Linked DNA regions of Mus musculus: region 2 is linked to region 1. A link is a contact called in ENCODE Hi-C or POLR2A ChIA-PET data. All regions are on one chromosome and are shown on one strand. Each heading gives the region's core, a stretch centred on a gene start or an enhancer-like site at or near the end of the contact. The rest is flanking DNA. Distances are from core to core; before and after follow the strand shown. Region 1 holds the start of Trim24 (tripartite motif-containing 24). Region 2 has its middle 86 kb from the start of Gm33429.

The links. A loop is a pair of places that touch in the nucleus more often than their neighbours do. ChIA-PET counts read pairs that join two places held with the same protein, here RNA polymerase II (POLR2A).
Region 2: a loop to region 1 is called in a map of v-Abl transformed pro-B cells, with 1.9 times the contacts of the local background. The contact joins the enhancer-like site here to the promoter of Trim24 in region 1. A Hi-C loop is called at or near these places in 2 of 37 maps with a recorded cell type or tissue (gastrocnemius and v-Abl transformed pro-B cells). POLR2A ChIA-PET finds 5 or more read pairs at or near these places in 1 of 5 experiments (embryonic stem cell).

The regions. Positions count from the first base shown.
Region 1 is chr6:37,869,345-37,872,639 of GRCm38, reverse strand. It overlaps Trim24 (tripartite motif-containing 24), which reads right to left and starts at 1,829. Exons shown (of 19, transcript NM_145076.4): 1 at 1,166-1,829. The coding sequence starts at 1,529.
Region 2 is chr6:37,615,843-37,619,137 of GRCm38, reverse strand. No RefSeq gene overlaps it. Among named protein-coding and RNA genes, the nearest start is that of Gm33429, 86 kb to the right of the region's middle. Within about 2 kb of position 1,542, at least 1 of the 3 ENCODE cell types and tissues checked has a DNase peak (open chromatin) inside an H3K27ac peak, as active enhancers do.

The sequences.
Region 1 (3,295 bases), core at 580-3,079:
TTCCACCCTCTCAAGGGGTCTGGACCCACAGGTTGAAAACCACTGGATTACATTTGCATTCTAGATACCCGATTGTAATCCAGCTGGCTGGAATACTTTCATTTAGCTATAGACTGAGTGGTGTACCTCTGGTGGGCTTCCTGCAACAATAGAGACCCATGGAAAATAGTTTCCTGTATTTAAAGACTGTTGTAAGAAAAAACTAAATGCATCTAATTCAACAATCCAAGCCAGCAATTGCATCCTGACCTAATAAATATAATTACTTAACAAATTAACTTAAAACAGTTATTCCCTTTAAAAGAGATGTTAAAAGTGTCTGGCTAGCAGGTGCAATGGCTCATGCCTGTTATCTTTACTCTGAAGAAGCTGAGGCAGGAAGATTGCTAGCTGTGGACAATTCTGGGCTGCTACATAAGCCAAACAAAACATACACACACACACACACACACACACAAAACCCAAGAAGCAAGAGAAAAAAGATTTCCCTTCCTCAGTTACTTCGCATTTTAAAGACGTCAATTTGCCCAAATATTTGCAATATTAAAAGTTAAAAACTTCAAGTGTTCTCCCAGAAATAATTACTGCACTTCAAATCACTTTCAACGATTTAAACCTGGTAACATAAGCAAAGGAAACTACCTGTCAAAAACTAATTACCCAATAACACCACAAAAGAGAAAGTAACTTCCAACTACGGCATACAAAACACTTTGGAAGTCTATTTACTTTCTATCGTTTATCGAATCGCTCGAAATAAAATCTCCGAAAGCAGCAGACAACAAAACAACTTATCCCGGTTCCTTTGTCCCCTACGGAGGGGACAGAGAGGGAACTCATTAAGGTAAAAAGCCCGGAACGCACAAGATTCGAAACAGACGGCAGCCAATCTGCAATCAATCATCAAAGAAAATCCCCATCACTTCATCTCCATCCCTTCCTCCCCCCTCCGGCTCGCATAACCCGGGTGTACACGAGCTGATCCAGATCATATGCACCCGGACAAAGCTTTGCGGAGGAGCAGAGAGCAGCTAACTCGCCACAACCGTCAGAGCTCTGCAAAAGTGAGGGACCGCCGAGTCGCTCAGCCGGCGCGGGCCCATTTCACCCCCTCCCCAGCCGCGTGACAGCGGGTCGCGCCCGCCACCTCGCGGGCCCCTCTCACCTTGGGTGGCGAATGGCGAAGGACCACCGGCCGGGGAGCCCGGGGCGGGGGCGGGGGCGGGAGCGGGTGGAGGGGTCTCTGCCGAGCCCAGCGCGGGCGCCGTCAGCATGAGATAGCGCTGCGGCGCGGGCAAACAGCGCTGGCAGAACGAGTGCAGGCAGGGCAGCAGCTTGGGCACCCGGCTCTGGATGTTCTGGTGGCACACGGCGCAAGTGTCCAACAGGTTGAGCCGGGACGCCTCGCCGCCGCTCTCCGAGTCCGGGCCCTGCCGGCTCTCGGCCTCATTCTCCCCGCTCGGCGCCGCCGCTGCGGGGCCTCCGGCCGGAGCCGCTGCCGCCGCCGCCTTCTCCACAGCCACCTCCATTGTCCTGCGGCCGCCGCCGGGGAAGCGGGAGCGCGCTCACCGCCCGCCGCCCCCGACGACCTCCGCAGCCGCCGCCGCCTCCCGCTTCTCCGAGGCCGAACGGACTCGCGGAGGGAGCACAGGGAGGAAGCCACCTCCCGAGTGGCGCGGCCGGAAGACGCGGAGCTGTCAACGGGGACCGGTTCCCGCACCGCGACGCCGCCGCGCGGGCCGATAGGCAAACCGCCACCGAGACGCTCGATTCCGCCCAGCGCGCCCGCCCGTGCCTAGCAGCCTTTCTCTCGGGCCCCTTGGACCACCGCGGGCCCCGCCCCCACCTCCCTCTCCCAGCAACCGCGGCGACTGCGAGCCGAGCGCCATCCAATGACCGCCGCGCCTGCCCAGGGGGCGGGGTCTGCAGAAGCCCGCGAGGCTCGGACGGCCCCCGCGGGAGGTTGGGAGTGGGCGGGGCTAGCCCCGCCGGACGCGAGGACCGCGGCCGCTGATTGGCTCGCTGTGTGTGTGTCTCTCTTCTGTAGATTGTAAAGGAATCATTTGTTAAGGAGCCAGAGCAGGCATCGGGTTCCGCCCGCCGCTATGGCCCCGCCCAAGGGGCGGGGGCTCTGCCCAGTCTACCCAGCCTGATTAATTAAGAAACTGCTTGGAAAACTGCTTTTACTACTGGAGACTTAAATGGGTAAAGGAGTAAGATCGTGGGAGGGCCACGGGAGGATGAAGAAGTAAGTTACGTGCAAACGAGAAGAGACCCAAAACCGGGTTGTATGAGCCCACATTGTGTGAAAGGGGGAGTGTGCAGGCAGCTTTACTCTTTTTGTGGCCTGAATTTATCTCTGTGATGAATTAATGAGAATGATGTAAAGGGGGAGAAATTACAAATTTGTCGGAACTTTAAAAGACCTCAATGGAAAAGGGTGAAATTAATTTTGCTTCTTAAATGAATAAAAGCAGTTAATTTTTTTGAGGACTAAATAAATGATCTGCAAGTGTCCATAGTACCTGAATATTAAACTCTTAAAAAAAAAAAAAAGGCAGACGTGGTAGCACACACCTATACTAATACTCCAGAGGCAAAGGCAGGAAAATCACTACAAATTCAAAGTTATTCTAGGTTTTAGTCAGTGTAAAAGCCTGTCTCAAAAGGGGGGGGGGGGACCTCAATTCTGGTTTTAGAGTTTCAGTATTATATTTCATGTCTTCCTTCTCCCGTGCTTGTTACCGGAAATTCTGGGGAGTCCCATGGGAAGTGCCACCTGTTACTAGGGAAATCAGAGTCCCCTCTTGAGGTTCTTAGTCTCATTAATAAAAGAATTTAAGAAGAGCCTCAAAAGAAGCTGGAGGAAATTTTATTAGAGTTTAAAAGAAAAGAAAGAAAAAAACCAATGCAGGCAAGCTGTAAATCTCAGCAGCTGCCCAGAGGAAGATGGAGAAGTGGAAGAGATGCCATGCCATTTGTGTTAAACAGCCACATGGTTACAGCAGCCACATGGAGGGGAGCTTTAGAGAAAGAGTAAGGAAGCCGAAACTATCAGAGACTGTGTATTAGGCTAACACCCAAAAGAAAAGAGAAGACAAAGAGAAGGTTGGGAGTTTCTGAGACAGAATAGACAGAAATCCTGGAGAATCTCGTGGGGAATCTGGAACTACTGCACTATGGGCCAGGAATTTGGGGGAAGAACACTGTTTATTAAAGAGATTATTCCTCTGTGTCTTTAGCGTGGCTGAAGGTGAACCTGCCTTTCTAAGGGATGGTCCCTTATCCAGGTGAT
Region 2 (3,295 bases), core at 293-2,792, 250 kb after region 1:
CAACCTCGGGCACTGAGCAAGTCTCGGATGTTTATTCGTTCACTTACTTATTTACTCTAGTCATTAAATATAAAGGGCTAATCGTGATTAAGATGGCCAATTCATATTTAAATAATAGAAAAATAACTGTGTGTGGTGGCGCATACCTAAAATCCCAACACCTTGAAGGCTAAGGCCACTCAAGGCCAACCTAGGCTAGATAGTATAGTGAGTTTTAGGCCAGGCAGGGCTACACAGCAAGACCTCACCTCAGACAACAAAACAAAACAAACAAAAGTAGAAAAACAATTTAATTTCCTTTCTTTAAAAATCATAAAGACAAAAGAGAAAGTTGTAGAACCCTAACACTTTCCTGGCGTGGTGCCACATGCTATAGTCCCAGCTGCTCAGAGAGCTCAGAGGGCAGGAGGGTGGCTTGACCCTGAGTTTGAGACCATGAAGGGCGGCATAATGAGATGTTGTGTTTAAATCAGTGATTCTCAACCTTCCCGATGCTGAGACCCTTTAAAAGAGTTCCTCATGTTATGGTAATCCCTGGCCATAGAATTATTTTCCTTGCTATTTCATAACCATAATTTTGCTATTGTTGTGAATTGCAATGTAAAGATCTGATATGTTACCTCCGCAAAGGGTCTCAACCCACAGGTTGAGAACTGTTGATCTAAATGAGTTCTGTCTGGACCTAGTTCCTCATCTCCAAGCTCTCTTCCAGTTTAAACCTTGTGATTGAGAATGTGATTGTCATTCTTGGTGGTCATCTTGACAGGATTTAGAATCACCATGGGAACAAATGTCTGGCCATGTCTACAAGGCGTTTTCCAGACATGGTTAATTAAGGTAGAAAGGCTACCTGAAGTGTGGACTGGGTTCCCGGTGAATAAAAGGGAGAAAAGAAGATGAACAGCAGTGTTCGTCCCCCTCTGCTTCCTGACTGTGGATGCAACATGACCAGCTGCCTCCTGCCACCATGAAGGACTGTGTCCTGTTGAACTGGGAGCCTCCCCCCCTCTTAAGTTGCTTCTTGCCAGGTGTTACAACACAAGTAACTGAGCAATATAGATGGAAGTAACTAATACTAACCCTTCCTTCCTCTGCCTTATTAATATACTTTAACAATTTATTTTTTCTTTTCTTAGTTTTAAAATTCATAACATATGTGCTCCCTGGGTGTAGACTGCATTCTTTATTCATGAGTGGGCAGCTGAGTAAACATAATTACATTCCAGGAATCCCAGGAATTGGACGGAGGTCACACCAGTTTGCAGGCAACAGGCCTGGGCAGTTCCGTGGTGTGGTAGAAGATTTGCAGGCACACACCAGGCACTGGGTATGACTGTGGGCGTGAGACAGCTTGTCATGAAGTGGATGGAACGTGATGGGTATGATCAATACGTGGCACAAAGCTGGGGAGGATAGATGAAGAGACACTATGTCCTAGGACAGGTAGGGAGGACCTTTCAGTCCAGCAGCGCAGCTCACTGGCGTCTCTCTGCTCTCCCCGCCCCTCCCTTGTACTTCTGGATGATTTCCTTTAGTCTTTGGTTACCCTGCTCCACTACTATAAATAAGGAACTGAGTGGTTAAGCTAGCAGAGTATCTCCTCCCCCACTTCTCCTTTTTCATCTCAGTGTCCAAAGCTGAGCTTTAATCAAAGGCAGATGTGTAGAGGGAAACACCGACAAAGAAAACAAACATTCGGTTCCTGTGTTTTAGTCAGACTTAGCATTTCGGTGACAAAGTCCTGTAGAAAATAGCTCGGTGGAGAGAGGGTTTATTTTGACTCTTGGTTTCAGACGCTCAAGAGACAGGCAGAGAAGCATAAGAACAGAAGAGGTGTAGTGTGGTGTGGTGTGGTGTGTGTGTGTGTGTGTGTGTGTGTGTGTGTGTGTGTGTGTGTGTATTTTGGCAGAAGAGGCCTCTCACCTTATGAAAGGGAAGAGACTCAGCTTCCACAAACATGTCCCAGTGATCCACTCCGAACAACTGAGTCCTCTGAAAGGTCATCATCATTGATGTCGTCAAATCATGAACCACTAATAAACCTATCCATCAACTAGCTCAGAGCTGTCACGACTCAAACACTCCTCCAGAAACTTGAAAAAGAATTCTTCCTTTTTCTCCTCTCCTCTCCTCTCCTCTCCTCTCCTCTCCTCTCTCTGTCTCTGTCTGTCTCTCTCTCTCTCTCCCTCTCTCTTTCTTGTGTGCTCAAACTAACTACATCCCCAGGCAAAGTTTCTTTTCAGGTTTCATTATTTGATGACATCTCGTATCTAAAACCTTTCCTACAAATTGTCCTTTCTCATTGGTTGAGGTATCCAGCTACGGCAGGGGGCTTGCCTTGTCTAATATTCATGTCCTAACTTGTCAACTAGAATGTGACTTGTTTAACATTCATGTTTTAACTTGCCAACCAGGAAGTCAGTTACCCATGTACATGTCTCTTTCTGCTAAGTAGAACATCAGTTCCCACTTTACTCAACCCCTATTCAAAATGGAAGTCTTATTCCAAACACTTTCTTGAGGTTCTACGTTTCTTCCTGCCACTGGGGTATGGGAACACCGCTGGGCAGCTGAAATGCCTAGACACTAGACTGCATTTACCTTATGCCCACTGTCAGGCGCTAGGCTGGAGGGAAGCACCGATACACCACTTAGGGGCATGGGAAAACAGCCTAGAATGTGAGAGGCTAAATCTGGGGTTCCCAGAGTCCCTGGCTCCCAGTTGTTGCTGGAAATCACAGAGGAGTCAGAAATGGAGAGTTGGGGGCCCACAGCCTGGACCCAGGGCTCCAAACTCTTGGACATATAGATACCCTTGGGTCGAGGGGAATTGGGAATGGAAGAGGCCAGCAGGCTGAGGAGTCTGGGGCCTGGGGATGATGGAACTCTGGCTTAGCTCATTGGTGATTGTCCTTAGCTTAGCAGCGGTTATCTGGGAGCACGGAAGGGCCTTCTGAGAGAGACTTAGGCTGTGCGGTTCTGTATAGGAAGGCTTTCTCCGTGCTCCCCATGGCGAGCCTTGTTAAAATAGACAGTCCTTGGTTCCAAACTGTTTATTGACTGTTCATTGTGGAAAACGGGTATATACCATCTTCTCAGGGTGGACCAGAGATTAAATATCGTTTGCAGGAAGGAATGTCCGGGAAGGGAAGCTTATTGGCTAAACTCTCAGGACCCATCTAGATACCGCATTAGCACGGAGGACTCTGTTCTGATCTATGTGACCATAGGTCATGTTCCTATGTAGGAAGTTTCATGTCTCTTCCTACACATGACAAAGAAAATGTCACATGAC